Regions from separate parts of the Homo sapiens genome. Here region 2 is linked to region 1. Evidence: chromatin loops called from intact Hi-C (ENCODE). Cell type or tissue: MCF 10A. All regions are shown on one strand.

Region 1 (8,000 bases):
CCAGGACACTAGCTTTTTGTTCTGGTTCTATTATCAACTGGCTTTATTGCTTTAGGTAAACCACTTACCCTTTCTGTTTTATGAGAAACATAAGGAAACTAGAGGATACTAGTTCCCATCCAGACCCAGTGTCTGACTGGGCCAGACAACAGACTACCAATTTTTATTTATTATATTTAATTAAAGTGGGGCCCACCTCTATGCTAAGTTGGCCTTTCCTTTCCGTGAGGGGCTTCGACCATTATAAGAAACTATGGAAATTGTAATAATGTCTTTTTCCCCTAGCAATGTAGAAAAATAATAGATTAGAAATTATTAGTTAATGAAGTCTAGACATGCCCTATCCCAAAGCAAGGGGGCTGGGTTTGATGACCCTAAGGTTTTTTGTTTGTTTATTTGCTTTTAGTAATCTGATTTTATGATTCATCAATGTAATTATCAACTAACCAGTGAGAGGATTCTAGTTTCCATCCAGCCAATTAGAGATGAGATTAGGCAACTGTTCTTTACCCTGCAGTGGGGTTTGGGATAGAAAATACTTTTGACAAATACTCTGTACTTTAATTAAAGCTTAGCATTTGCTGCACAAAGGAAATAACTGACAATATATTATTATGAACTTACCTGCTTAGATAAATAAAGCTACACAGCGGGAATTTTGAAGACTTTGTTGGAACCATGAATTATTAGTCACCCGCTTTTCTTTGTTTCCCTAGTAACATTTGACACATGCTCCTCTCTCAGTCTCTACAGTTAGATGGTGGGATTTATGCCTCAAATGTGGCATGGATTTTTATTTATTCATGTATTTATAATTTTAATTTTAAAAATTTTGTTTATAATTGACATATCCGGCACAACAGTGTATTGGTGTGATGTTTCAATACATGCATACACCGAATAATGATCAAATCAGGGTAGTTAGCATATACATCACCTCAAACATCTATCATTTCTTTGTGGTGATAACTTTCAAGATGCTTTTTTCTAGTTACTTAAAATCTACAGTACATTATTATTAGCCACAGTTACCCTACTATGTAATAGAGCACATAACTTATTCTTCCTAACTATAACTTTGTATCTGTCAACCAAGCTCTCCCCATCTCCCTTTCCCACTACCCTTCCTAGCCTCTGGTAACCACTGTTCTAGTCTCTAATTCCATGAGATCAACTTTTTTAGACCTACATATGAGTGAGGTTATGTGGTATTTGTCTTTCTATGCCTGGCTTATTTCACTTAACATTACGTCCTCCAGGTTCATCCATGTTGCTGCAGATGATAGGATTTCATTCTTTTCACAGCTGAGTAGTATTTCATTGTGTATATCATCAGTTTATGGACATTTAGGTGGATTCCATATTTTGGTTGTTTTGAATGGTGCTGCAATAAACATGAGGGTGCAGATATCTCTTTGATATACTAATTTCAGTTCCTTTGAATATGTACCTAGTAGTGAGATTGCTAGATCATATGTTAGTTCTATTTTTAGTTTTCTGAGGAATTTTCATGCTGTTTTCATAATGACTGCACTAATTTACACTCCCACCAACAGTGTATTAGAGTTCCCCTTTCTCTGCATCCTGACCAGCATTTGTTATTTTCTGTCTTTTTGATAACAGCCATTCTAACTAGGGTGAGGTGACATTTCACTGTGCATTTGATTTGTATTTCCCTGATGATTAGCGATGTTGAGCATTTTATCATATACCTGCTGGCCATTTTTATGTATTCTTTTGAAAAATGTCTATTCAAGTCTTCTGACCATTAAAAAAAATGTTCTTTTGCTATTAAGTTATTTGAGTTCTTTACATATTCTGGATATTAACCCCTTATTGGACTCATAATTTGCAAATATTTTCTTCAGTTCTGTAGGTTGTCTCCTCGCTCTGTTGTTTCCTTTGCTATGCAGGAGCTTTTCAGTTTGATGTAATCCCATTTGTTTATTTTTGCTTTTGTTGCCTGTGCTTTTGAGTTCTTATCCAAAAAAACTTGCCCACATCAATGTCATAAAGCTTTTCCCCTAAACTTTATTCTATTAGTTTTATAGTTTTGAGTCTTATGTTTAAGTCTTTCATTCATTTTGAGCTGATTTTTGTACATGGTGAAAGATAGTTTTATTCTTCTGCATGTGGGTATTATGTTTTTTCAGCACCATTTATTAAAGATATTCTCCTTTCCCCAATGTGTGTTCCTGGCACCTTTGTCAAAAATCCGTTTATTTATTTTTAATTATTTTATTTTTATGCAACTCTATCATTTGCATTTCATGGACATTTGGGGAAGGTTAGACCAAGATTTGGCACTGTTATGATGAGCAGATTTGGGATGGGTGAAGAGGGTGTAAACACTTTACATTTTGTTGCTTCCTAAGGCAGTGGAGCTGGTTCTTACCAGTATAATTTGGGGGACAATGGAAAACTCATTTTTTATTAATGGATATGATTCTTTAAATTTCATCCCAAGACAAAGATTTATAAACCTGTCCCCTTTAAAATGCAAACATTCCAGTGAGGAGCAAAGCATGAAAATTAAAATCTTCAACAGGATTAGAAAGGAACAACTTTGCAATCTTCTAGAATAAGGCTTCTCAAAATATGGATCCGCTTAGTCTATTTCAGAGTGTTCATGTTGACATTTGCACTGAAGGTACAAAATAAAACTGCTGGTACTTTAATTTGAATAAAAGCAGTCATACCACATAACACTAAGAGTCATGTATTCTTCATCATTACACACTTGCACCTAAACACATAAGCACACATGCACACACACACACACACACACACACACACACTATCTTCACTTAAGAATGTCCTTAAAGCAGTAACATTTATTACTTTTATTAAATCCTGACCCTTGGGTACATGTGTTTTTAATATTCTGTAAGATGAAATGGGAAGTGCACATAAAGCAAATCTGAGGCTACTTAAGTACTATAATTATCTCAAGGAAAAATACTTTTGTGGTTGAGTTGCAAGCTGAACTAGCCACTTTTTTCATGGAACTCCATTTTTTCTTGAAAGCACAGGCAACAAATTGTGATTATTCAGACTTGAGTGTCTAGCAGGTGTTTCTCAAAAAAAAAAAATGAATTAAGCCAGACTCTGCAAGGAAAACAACTGACAGTATTTGTTGCCAATAATAAAATTTAAGCTTTTAAATGAAAATTCAAAGTTTAGAAAACTTGCATTCATCCTCATGAACTTGACATTTTCCTAATATTTAAAGACGTTGAAGAGATTGGTCATGATATTAAATAGTGAGATGTTTTAATATTATATAATGAAAAGTGTCAAAATGTGGAAGATCTGCATAACTTGGTGACCTGATATTTTCCAGATGACCAACACATGATGTTACAACATTATGCAGGATAAAAAGATCCATTCAAATTACAATATAGAACACTGGATTTAATGTAACAAAGCATGAAAAGTTCACTGATATGATTTCAGATTCCATATTGTAACTAACCTTTAAGAAACTACCATCTGTTTAGTTTAGTGTAGTACCAAAGATGAAAATCCACAATTATGAAAACAGATTGAATGTAGAAGCAAATATGAGAGTGCAGCTCTTTTCTGCTAAGCCTGATATTAAAGAGATTTGCAAACATGCAAAGCCATGCCACTCTCCTTGCTAAATTTGTTTTGTTTCAGAACATACAGTTGTCATGAAAATGTTATGTTATATGTAATGGGTTTATTAATGTTATCTCTAAATGAAATAACAAATGTTGATTTTCTCGGTTTTGATTTCTAAAATGGTAAATCTCAATAGCTCTAAGCCACATGTACAAATATGGGGATTCAATAATTTTTAACAGTATGAAGGGGATCAGAGATCAAAATATGAGGGCAGTGGTTCTAGAGCAAGCTTCCTGACTTCACAGGTGAGTAACTGAGGCCATGAGAGGGGATGTGACTCATTCACGGTAAGACAACTGTGATTAGATCACATCTTTGCAAACCACTGTTCCAATGTTTGTTTTTTCTACTACTCAACACTGTAAACCATGACTTCATGTGAATAAGCTAATCAACTACTGTCTGATGAGAAAGTTGGCTGGGAGAGGCTCTGATGTAGATCAGTGGAGACAGAGCTTTCTTACAGCATGTGAATGACAGGCCAGGTGAGAGGCCAAGGGGCCTCTTCCAGGCTCTGGGCACCTCCAGCTGAGGGGATGTGGGCTGAGAGGAGATGAGTGGCTGCAAGTGGAGGAAGAACATTACCTACTTCAGATTTTATGCCTCTTGCTCTGAAACGAGGTCAGCTTTTCCTTATCCCTTGGCTTTTCCCCCAGGGAGTTTGCCCGTTGGAAGGTGAACAACTTGGCTCTGGAAAGGAAGGACTTCTTCAGTTTGCCATTGCCTCTTGCCCCAGAGTTTATCCGGAACATTCGCCTCCTTGGAAGGAGACCCAATCTGCAACAGGTTACAGAAAATCTGATTAAAAAGTACGGCACTCATTTCTTACTTTCTGCCACCCTTGGAGGTAAGCAACATCACAATCCCAAGCTAATTGGTTGCCAGACCATTGGAAATAACGTTAAGACTCGTGTAGCGTAGCTCCAACAGTCTTATCTTCTTCCGGGCCTTTTATTGCCTGAGAAGTCTTTCTGGTGCATTTGAAAACAGTGCAGTCTCTTGACATCTCAATTTACCCCAGAACATCTCTATTTAATTATTCCCTGAGGAGGGGAAGTTGGGTATGGCGGTTGGAGGTGGACAGGCTCCTAACAAGCACTTGCCAGCAGGGGGCACTCCCAGTTTTCGCTCCGCTGAGTCACCCAACCCCTGAGGCTTCGCCACTTTCTAATGTTTGCTGTGGCTACAATGGTCAGACCCACAGGCAAAAAAGTCGAAGTCCCTGGAGTCCCTGACCCCTCTTCCTCTCTATAACGATTGGAAACTGTCCAAACCAACTCCAGTAGTTCTGGGCTGATGAATCATCCTCTTGTGGGGCGGAGAGTGGGGGTAGGGTGGAGCAATGTGGGCTAGGACCCAGGGCAGGATCAAAATCTCTGAAGATGCAGAGCTCCCTCTGCCCTGGGAAGAAGGAAGCAGGATTTATTATAACATTTAGCTCACTGTCCAATCGACTAAAACAAGCTCTCCCAGGGCTCGGGCCAGCTGTCGGCACGCGGCAGGTGTTGAGTGTTTGATGGGGAGGAGGGAGATGCCCCTTCAAGGCTTTTGCCCTTCCTGAGGGAGCAGAAAAAGCCACGAAGACTCCTCGTAAACAACTTGAGAGAGAGAATTGTGTCTCCCCTATGAAGATGGATTGCTTGAGACAGAGTTCAATAGAAGATGTTAAACAGATAAGCTGAGGGCAGGGGGACTGAGCTTTGGAAGAGGGCCTTTCAGGCAGCGAGGCCGCTGGCCTGTGGCTCCCTCTGATGAGCTTCTTCTAAAGATGGTAAGGGCTGGGGGAAGAGCTTGGCAGCAGGGGCTGCACTCTCTCTCAGCTGTGTCTATCTTGGCCAAGGGTTTTATGTTCCTATTGGTAGGGGATTCGAGAGCAGAGAGCGTCACCAATACACTCGTGTTGTTCACCATAGGAGAAGAGTCCCTGACCATTTTTGTGGACAAGCAGAAACTGGGAAGAAAGACAGAGACAACAGGAGGTGCCTCTATAATCGGGGGCAGTGGGAACAGCACAGCTGTGTCCCTGGAGACCCTGCACCAGCTGGCCGCCTCCTACTTCATCGACAGAGAGAGCACGCTGCGACGGCTGCACCATATCCAGATAGCCACGGGGGCCATCAAGGTAATGACCTGAGAGGTACAGGGAAGGGGATGGGGGAAGCACTGAGGAACCAGGGGGAGGCCAGAGCCTCAACCATCTCTAGGTCAGCTGGGCCGACTGATGGAAGAGGAAAAGAAGCTTTCTGATGAAGACACAGCCAGCCTTCAGACACGATGGGGTCATTCATTCCACTGCAGACACTCACAGAGCACCCACTCTGAGGCAGGCTACAGCAGAGGCACGTCTGTGAATGGCAGTCAAGGTCCCCATGCTCACAGAGGTTGCACTCTGGTGGAGGATGGAAAAACAACAAAGTTATTTCTAATGATAAATAAAGACAAGACAGAGTCATAGGTGTACATTTCCTGGGGCGTGGGGAGGGAGCAGCTCATACGATTATTATTAGATTGATCATGGAGGGCACTTTGGGGTTTAGACTTTGAGCTCTGAATGATAAGAAACCAGCTGTGTGGAGAAGTGAGCGGAAAGTGTTCAGGCAGACAGAACAAAGTACTAAGTACTTGTTCCAAGTAAGTACTAAGGCCTTTTAGCAGGAACCAGCCTGGTGCCTTGTTGGGGCACAGAGAAGACTGCTGAGATGATGGGGAGGTGAATAACAAAGAGAAGATGAGGTTTGGCTGGAGCCAGGTTATGTGCCATGAGAAGGAATTTTAATATAAGTGAAAGTGCAGTGAAAAACCACTGGAAAGATTTAACAGGGGAGTAACATGATCTCATGAGTGTTTTTAAGAGATCAATAGTTATTGTGACTTTAATAACTATAACCTTCATCATATCTTCTCTACTTACACCTAAGAGGTTTCTAGTAAAGTTCATGTTGTTTTAGGGAAAACCAGTGAAAATACTGTACTTGAGAATACAGTTTTTTAAAAATTCTAAGCAAAATGTTAAGGTACTGAAAATACTTCAAAGTTGTCTTATATCCTGCTTTTATCCCATGTGAAACTCACAAGCAAATTTTGTTTATTTATTAATTCATTCAATAAGTATTTACTGAGCACGTATTATTTGTCAGGCACTGTTTGGGGTCCTGAGAATACAAGAATGAACAAAAGCTGTAAAGTTCCTGCCCTGATAAAGCTTGAATTCTAATAGCAGAGAGATCATTCATAAATATACAGGCAATAGCTCATTTTGTTATGGTTTGCTTCATTGCATTTTGCAGATACTGTGGTTTTGTTTTTGTTTTTGTTTTTGTTTTTACAAATTGAAAGTTTATGGCAACGCTGTGTCAAACAAGTTTCCTGGCACTATTTTTGGCACTATTTTTCCAACAGCATGTGCTTACTTCGTATCTCTGATAATTCTCACAGTATTTTAAACTTTTTCATTGTTATTTTATCTGTTATGGTGATCTGTGATATGTGACCTTTAATGTCACTTTTATAATTGTTTTGGAGTGTCACAAATTGCACCCATATGTGATAACAAACTTCGTCAATAAATGATGTGTGCTCTGACTGGTCCACCAACTGGCTGTTCCCCTATCTCTCTCACTTTTCTCAGGCCTCCCTATTCCCTGAGACACAACAATATTGAAATTAGGCCAATTATTAACCTTAGTGGCTTCTAAGTTTTCAAGTGAAAGAGTCAGACATCTCTCACTTGAAATCAAAAGCTAGAAATAAATGATTAGGCATAGTGAGGAAGGCATGTCAGAAGCTGAGAAAGGCCAAAACCTAGGCCGCTTGCAACAAACAGTTAGCCAAGTTGCAAATGCAAAGAAAAAGTCCTTGAAAGACATTAAAAGTGCTAGTCCGGTGAATACAAGAATGATAAAAAAGCCAAACAGCCTTCTTGCTGATATGAAGGAAGTTTGAGTGGTCTGGATAGAAGATCAAACCAGCCACAACATTCCCCGAAGCCAAAGCCTAATCCAGAGTAAGGCCCTGACTCTGGTTAATTCTCTGCAGACTGAGAGGGGTCAAAAAGCTACAGAAAAATGTTTGAAGCTAGCGTAGGTTGGTTCATGAGATTGGAGGAAAGAACCCGTCTCCATGATATACAAGCACAAGATGAAGCAGTAACTGCTGATTTAGAAGCTGCAGCAGGTTATCCAGATCTAGCGAAGATCATTGATGAGGGTGGCTACACTAAACAACAGATTTTCAGTGTAGATGACACTGCCTTCTCCTGGAAGAAGATGACATTGAGGACTTTCATAGCTAAGGAGGGTAAGTCAATGCCTGGCTTCAAAGCTTCAAAGGACAAGCTGACTTTCTTCTTA
Region 2 (8,000 bases), 530 kb after region 1:
GCACAACTCCATCTAAAAAAAGAAAAAAGAAGTTTCTATGCCCCATTGTGCCTAGCACATAACAGGGGCACCATAAATGTTTGCTGAGTGTTATCTTAGTATTCATCTATATGCAGCCTCTTTTCTCTGCCTTCCATGGCACTTTTTACAAATCCTTAATGATCGTTTATAGTACTCTGACTTTTAGTTATCAGTGCACATTTGATTCCCACTATAGCACAATAGGATCACTGAATATAGGATCTGTGTATTGCTTGTCATTGAATCTTCTCAATAAATAGTTTATGAATGATTGCCTATGTAATCATAAGTACTGCATCACCACCCACTACCACCATCAGAATAGGATGGAAGGCCTAGGGCTTGCAACCGTGGGAGAAAGCATGCTGGGTTAAGGGTTACCAGGCCTGCATTCTGGCTGGGCATGGAGGCTCATGCCTGTAATCCCAGCACTTTGGGAGGCTTAGGCAGGAAGATCACCTGAGGTTGGGAGTTCGAGACCAGCCTGACCAACATGGTGAAGCCCCATCTCTACTAAAAATACAAAAATTAGCTGAGCGTGGTGGCGCATGCCTGTAATCCCAACTACTCAGGAGGCTGAGGCAGGAGAATCGCTTGAACCTGGGAGGCAGAGGTTGCAGTGAGCCCGGATTGTGCCACTGCACTCCAGCCTGGGTGACAGAGCGAGACTCCGTCTCAAAAAAAAAAAAAAAAAAAAAGAGGTCTGCCTTCTAACAGAAGCTGCTGTCATCAACTGGCTGAGTGGCCTGTGCTCAGCTGAAAGATGAAGGAATGGGTCGATGATCTCTACGGTACCTTCCATCCTTCAGACTCATCATCTTGGTCATAGATAACATTCACTGGATACTCGGCATGATTCAGGCACTGTGTTAACAACTTTATGTGCATTATCTCATTCAATCTTCAGCATAATCCCTTCAAGTACTGTGGCTATCCCTATTTTCTATAAAGAAAGCAGGCCTAGAGAGGTGAAATGACTTCCCAATGTCACACGGTGGCGGACTGGGTATGAGAACCTAACAGACTGACTTGGAAACCCACACTCTCAACTGCTAAGCCATACACATTCCTCTTCCACAGCCACACCTCAGGCTGTTGGATGCATTTCGGGGCCATCACTTCTCCCCCTGAACAGCTTCATTTTCCATTGTAGCCACATTTTTAGGAAATTGCTAAAAATGCCTTTGGCAGAGGGAGGCACGGCAGGCAGGCCTTGCATGCGTGCCTCACACTGGGCAGCTGTGAGTTTTCTCATGGTTCCAGAGTGGGCCTGAGGCACTAGAGCACTGGCCAAATTGCAAGGAATCCTGCGAAAGGATGAGAATCCCAGCAGGAAGTTACAGAGGGTGCCAGCCACGTCCCAGGAACATGTAGTTTGAACCACATTTGAGAAACCATCTGAGAAGGCAAGAAAAAGAAATGAAAAATGTCATTTTATCCAAAGAGCTTTGAGGAATTGTAAAGACTTTGACCATATTCCAGACCAATCAATCTGACAGCTGCTTCTGTCCAGTCTCCCCCATATTTAGTGTATGGACAAAGAAGAGGCTCACTCTCCAAGAGACAACAGTGCTACAGTTTTGGGGAAACATGGTACCTCATATGTGGGCCCCAAATACCCAAAAGGTGACAGAGATCAATGGCACTAATCAAAGAATTTAGGACAGAATTTTAAAGATATTTTTTAAAGAAACAGGCATAGTTTAATAAGGAGACAGAAAAATCAAAACTAAACCTCTGTTACAGATGTATCTGGATTTTTTTCAAAATTACAAATAACAACAGTGAACTCAAATACTGAATAATAAGTGCACGGCCCTCAAAAGTTATAGATAATAAACACATGCTACTTGTAAGGGAAAGGGGAGAAAAATACAGCCCACGTTTAGAAAGCAAAGTATCTTGAGGAGTTTGGCAGGAAGAAAGAGGAGGATTAATTAAATGTATGCAAGTGAAAGGGCCTCTCTTCTGAACCAAATGACCTTAAACCTAAGGCAGGAAAATAATAAAGAATGGGGTTTGGAGGAAAGTGAATGGATTTAATTGTCTCAAAGAGAAATGTATAAGTGGAAATCCAAGGGTTCTTTAATGTGTATGTGTGGGTGTGAGGTGTGTGTATGTGTGTGTGTGCATGCATGCGTGTGTGTGTATGTGTGCATGTGTGCATGTGTGTGTGTGCACACATACATGTGAAAGAGAGTTTTTCATGGTGACAGAAAAATGGAAATCAGTGGCACTAGGTGGCTGCCGTTCTCACAGTGAGAGTAAGTCCCATTACATCTCATAACAAACGAGCACAGTGAGCCTTCCTATTAGTATTGGGCAAATGATCTTCCAGATGTGCCTAAATCCAAACCTCACAAAAGGAGCCAGGCCATAGAAAGGCAGTTTGCTCTGAGGCAAAATGACATTTTTCATGCTTAAATCACCACTTCCCTCCTCCACCATCCCCTCTTTGAAATGCTGAATTGTTAGAGCAGTGGGCATTATAGAAAAACAGGCAGGTGGAGATTTCAGTTGGGCAGCTAGGAGCAGCCCATCTGCATTCCCCTGCCTTCCCAGAGCTCTGCCGCAGCTTCCCCACTGACCCCCTAAACCCCCACCGCTGGCTCCCTCCTGCTGCCCAACTCCTCTGACTCGGGCTCCCAGGAAATCCCACCTCTGCCCTGATTTGAATTGAAACATCACCTGTGGATCCAGCCCCGGGCCCTCTCTAAACCTGGTCAACTAGTCCAGTCCAGATCTTCCTGGCAAAGCCCAGTGTCCCTCTCACCCCCGGACACCCATGACAGGTCCAGGATTGGTGTGTGGTGAATGTGGACACGCCAGACATGTCGTAAGGCCATTTTGGATTATTTCCTCAGCTGCTTCTAAAAACAGCTGCTTCCTAACTCCCCATCTCTAAATATCATAATTCACCCAGACCTACAAAATGTAAATGGAATTTAATAGAAATATTAAAATGTAAAACTCTACACAAAGTGTGTGAGGGAGGAGGCAGGCTCTCCAGGAGATCTTGTACCTTTTCCTCAGTCCTACAATTACATCTTGGGGTTTTAAAAAAATCTGGGAAGATATTTAATGGATGAACAGAAATGGAGATGGGAGGAGGGGAGAGTAGAAGACAGGGAGGGAGAGAAACAAAAGTGAAAGGGAGGGTAGAAGGGTGGGAGGGAGAAAGAAGGGACAGAAAGGCATGTGCCCTAAGCGGCTGATACAATTTCCCAACTTGGCTCACAACTCCTCACTTTGAGCACAGTAATATTGCCACCTAGAGGCTTGAAAGTATGCTCCCGAACTTGGACACTCTTATGCAAGATTTATTTATTTGTGTAAGTAAACTCGTTATGGAGCTTTGAAAAGATGGAGACACATGATGGTGGGAGTGGGGGATAGCGGGGGTACTATCCAGAAAGTCAGCATCTAGCCATTTCACAGTGGCTAATATTAGTCACCTACTGTGTGCCAGGGACTGAGCAAAGTGCTAAGAGTACAAAAGAGACATAGTTTCTCTCCTCAAGGATCTCAGTCTGCGGAGGAGACAGACACATATATAAGTAATGCAGACAATGAAAGTTACCATAAATGTACAAAAACATTGTACACACAGTATAGGTGAATGGGAGATTAATTCTGACAAGAGGAGCTAGGGGAGGAGCTTGATCTAGAAAGAATTTACTGAAAAGATGGAACTAAGTGGGGTCACAGGAAATCTAGAGACTCAGGAGAGAATACCAGGTTGAGGTAACCATCAAATGAGGCGCCAGTCTAGAAAGGACACCAAGCATGCTCACTACGACTGGATTACAGGAAATATGACTCTTACCCACAGGTGGAGTGAAGAGAGGACAAAAACCAGGAGGATGAGCTGAACCGATTTGTAGAGGGCTTTGAATGCTAGGCTGAAGAACGTGTACTTTTTAAATTGCACAAGGACAGGGCTTTGTAACTGCTTTATTCACTCCAGTGTGCTCGGCACCTAGAATAGGGTTTGGCACTCAGTGGTTGGACAAGCAACATCTGTGGAATGAATGACTATAACAGGAAGCCCATGAAAGTTTTGGAGAAAGAATAATTGGATAAGATTTATGTTTCTAAAAAAACATAATTTGAGACAATCTGTAGGAACGGAAGAAGGATAGAGGCTCCATTAGATATCTGCTTCCAAAGTCCAAGAGGTGTGGGTCTGACCCAAGGCACGGTGGAGAAAATGGAGAGGGCTGAATGGCTGTGCACAATTTTGACAAAGTAGAATCTAGAGGACTTCAATACCAACACCAGGTATATGGGCTAACCCAGAATGATGGCACTGGCCAAGATAGGAAACGAAGAGCTGTTTGGGGAAGAAGATAATGAGTTTAGTTTGAGAAATGGAGCATTCCAGTTTCTGGGAGTAGAACCAAGTATAGATGCCTAGCATGCAGTTAAAGATAGAGTGTGGCGCTCTGGGCACACGCATACTCCCTGCACACACACACATGCACGTACTCACCTGATCTAAATACTACTGACATTTTGTTTACTGCTGTTAGAGAGAAGGAGCCTACACTGATCTTGAGAACCTAGGCAGCTGCTAGTTTTAATCTTGTGGCCTTGAAACCAAACAGCAGTGTTTATTTTGGAAGAGCAAGAAGGCTAGAGGAGCATCCTCAGTTTCCATATCTGGAAAATATGAATTACTGTAAAGATTGAATAATCTAACCCATGAAAAGTGCTTAACCCAGTGTCTGACACAAGAGATAAGTATGCAATAACTGTTAGCTTACAGTTTAATTTCTCATGTCTTGGAAGACCGCAAGATTAAAGTTCAAAACTTGGCCATCCATTGTATTAGTCCATTCTCACGCTGCTAATAAAGACATACCCGAGACTGGGTAATTCATAAAGGAAAAAGGTTTAATTGACTCACAGTTCAGCATGGCTGGGGAGGCCTCAGGAAGCTTATAATCATGGCGGAAGGGGAAACAAACACATCTTTCCTCACAAGGTGGCAGGAAGGGGAAGAATGAGACCTGAGTGAAGGGGGAAGCCCCCTATAAAACCATCAGATCTCATAAGAACTTACTCTCACTATCACGAGAATAGCATGGGGGAACCACCCCCATGGTTCAATTACCTCCCACCAGGTCCCTCCAACCACACATAGGGATTATGGGAACTACAAGATGAGAATTGGGTGGGGACACAGCCAAACCATATCATCCCCTTATCATCTGCATGACCTTGAAGAGGAAGACTGACCTCTCTTAGTCTCAGTTTGCTCTTCTGGTAACTGGGAAGAGTATTACTTGCCATACCTGCCTCACAAGATAAAATGAGATAGTGCACATAAATTGTTCTGTAAACTTAAAGTCAATTTATACATATTATGTATTATTTGTGAAATAGAAGATAATAGCAGAAAAATCTCTGAACTCCTTCAAGGTATTATGGTTCTAAATAAGCGTGTATTTTTTTAACACCCATTTACTCCAAAGAAAGAGAAACTTCTCTGGCCCCATTTAGCAAGAAATTCCTCACTTGCCACCTTTCTCCATTCCAGACATGCTTTCATCATAGCACATTTCCTTTATTCCATCTTCAATTCAGATTTAAAAAGAAATCTTTGAAACTCCGCAGCTGGTAGAACCACTAGGGAATCAAAGCAAATTTGTTCTCTCTTCTACATATTCCCTACGTGGCTGACCAATCAAATTCATACTGTTAATCTGAATTGAAAGGAAATAGGATATTATTTAAAGAAGATAAAGATAACCATTGTGGCAGAATAGGGACAAATAAGGTTATTCAACTTCTGACCCAAAAGATTTTTTGTTTGTTCTTTGCCCCGTTAATTCTCTCTAGAACATACCTGTAATGAAAAGCCAAGAACCTGGACAGCTGCTGGTTTTAGCCTTGTGGCCATCAGTCCACCTCTGCATCTGTATTTACAGGGTGAGAGCTCATAGAATCACTGGCCTGGAACACATGGAAATGGAATATGATGTGATTTTCTTCAGCCCGATTTACAACACAACACAGAAACTCTTTTTGCAGAGTTGGTGACCAGCAAGCATTTAGCCTAAGTTTAATCTCCCTTAGGAGCAGGTACCCACCATTCTGTGAAGGGCTCATGCCAACAATGGGCAGAGTAAATCAATCCTTGGAAGGCTCTTCTCTATTTTACCTTCCTGGTGACCTCCGCCCCCCGCCCACCTCCAACCCTTAACCCCACCCTTCTCTCAGAGCTGCCCCCTGGCGTTGCACAGAACGAACCTCTTTTTTCCTCTCAGCTTTCTCTTCTCCAAACTAAGTAGCCCTCTGTTCCCCAAGATGCCCTCTTATGATATATTTTGCTGCCTCAACTCATATCTAAATAAAAACTACATCTACAAAAAAGACTTGAGATTTCATTGTTATGTGTAAACCCAGATGGCCACTGTGGATTAACTCTCTGAAGGACCAGGACTGTACTGGATGATTACTAAGTAGCCCCACTCTGCAGAAGGACTGCATGTTTGTGTGATATTTTCTGTTATCACAGGCTTGGGGCTGATTGGTGAACTATTTCATACTACCACAGCCCCTCTGAGGCAGACAGCCATGACCACAATTTATAGAGGAAGGTTTGAGGCATTTTCAACTCATCTCAAACCAAATGTAACAGTGCCTCCCCTCCCGTTCCCATTTCTGCTTGTGGCACCATTATTCTCTCAGTGAGCCCCATCCTGGAGACGTAGACCCAGCTTCAAAGGCTCCTTCTCCATCCTCACATACTTAGTAAGTTACCACTTCCATCCGTCTTCTACCTTTACCTTATCTCCTGCATCCACTGCTCTTTATTTTGACTGCCGCCATATATATCCGCCCAAGTCCTTCTCGTGTTCAGAAACATCTAATGATTTTCAAGTTGCCTAATTTAAAAAAAAATTTAGGCCTAGTCCTCAATTTTCTCCAAAACCTAGCTATATCCAGTCTTACTAGCAAAGTCTTCCAGGGCTCTCTGTATTGGTCAGGTTTTTACCAGGAACCAGATGGCACACACACTCAAGGATTCAACTACAAAGAACTCACTTATTGGGACTATTTAAAGGAACCATCAAGGGAAGGTAAAACTTGGAGGAACCAGCAACCAAGGAGAAGCCCTAACTGTCCCTAGGTCTGAAGCAGCAAAAGGTAGGAACCATGTCACTAGATTACCCCCATGACATCTGGAGCTAGAGGAACATGAGCCTAGACTGAAGTGTTGCTAGAGAACTGGAGCCTCCACTGGAACCTCAGCCAGCTGGGGATAGGGAGGAGGCCCATGAGAAGAAAGGGAATAAAGAACCCATCTCTCTTTATTCCCATCCTCTAATGGCTTGCCATCCCTCCTATTGTTCAATTCCAATAGGAAACCTCAGGACAAGGGGGCCCATGTGATCCAAACAGAGAAGTCAGCTTCCTGGGACACAGAGCAAGGATGAGAAAAGCAAAGAATAAAGCATAGACATAGTGAGCATCAGGAGAATAAACGCACATTTCATTGCTTGTACCCTATCTTCCATCAAAAGCATGAGCTCACTATTTCCTAATTACATACACAATTTCCTGATATTGTGCTTTGATTCACACCACCTCCTCTCTTTGGAATGCCCTTCCCTGCAGGGGAGACTTGCTTGGGGTCATTTGAGAGGCACTGAGGGTTATACATTCATTTAGAAGACTCTTATTGCATGCCTAATACACACAGATATATTTGGTAAAATGACAGAGGATAGAGGAAGAGGGCAGCTACTGCAGGCAAGTCCTCAAAGGTGGGGCTCATCACAAGGAGGGATGCTCAAAGGAATCCCTACAGGCCCTCAATATACTCTGTAAAAAAGGAGAAGCAGGCTCTGGAAATGAAAATATAGACCTGTGTGTGATGACGTCTTTCACTGGCAGCCGGAAGGCAAAGTCCATCTCTCTCAGCACCTCATATATCTCAGGTCAGGGGCTCACAGCAGGACCACTAGGGA

What was found. Hi-C counts contacts between places; a loop is a spot of excess contacts. Peaks named below come from ENCODE experiments on the same cell type or tissue, not always from the same donor. Only the 100,000 strongest peaks of a DNase experiment are listed, where the experiment ranks them.
Region 2: it touches region 1 in a loop (8-fold over the local background); 34 of 110 quality-filtered maps call a loop at or near these places.

Annotation. Positions count from the first base shown.
Region 1 is chr1:177,251,612-177,259,611 of GRCh38, forward strand. It overlaps BRINP2 (BMP/retinoic acid inducible neural specific 2), which reads left to right. Exons shown (of 8, transcript NM_021165.4): 3 at 4,308-4,498; 4 at 5,565-5,773. It overlaps LOC105371625 (a long non-coding RNA gene), which reads right to left and starts at 4,428. Exons shown (of 3, transcript XR_922299.4): 1 at 4,241-4,428. RefSeq lists an enhancer at 3,869-5,068. In MCF 10A, a CTCF peak has its summit at 4,717 (motif pointing right); DNase peaks (open chromatin) are centred at 4,000 and 4,890.
Region 2 is chr1:177,777,007-177,785,006 of GRCh38, forward strand. No RefSeq gene overlaps it. Among named protein-coding and RNA genes, the nearest start is that of LINC01741, 80 kb to the left of the region's middle. In MCF 10A, a CTCF peak has its summit at 3,312 (motif pointing left); a DNase peak (open chromatin) is centred at 3,285.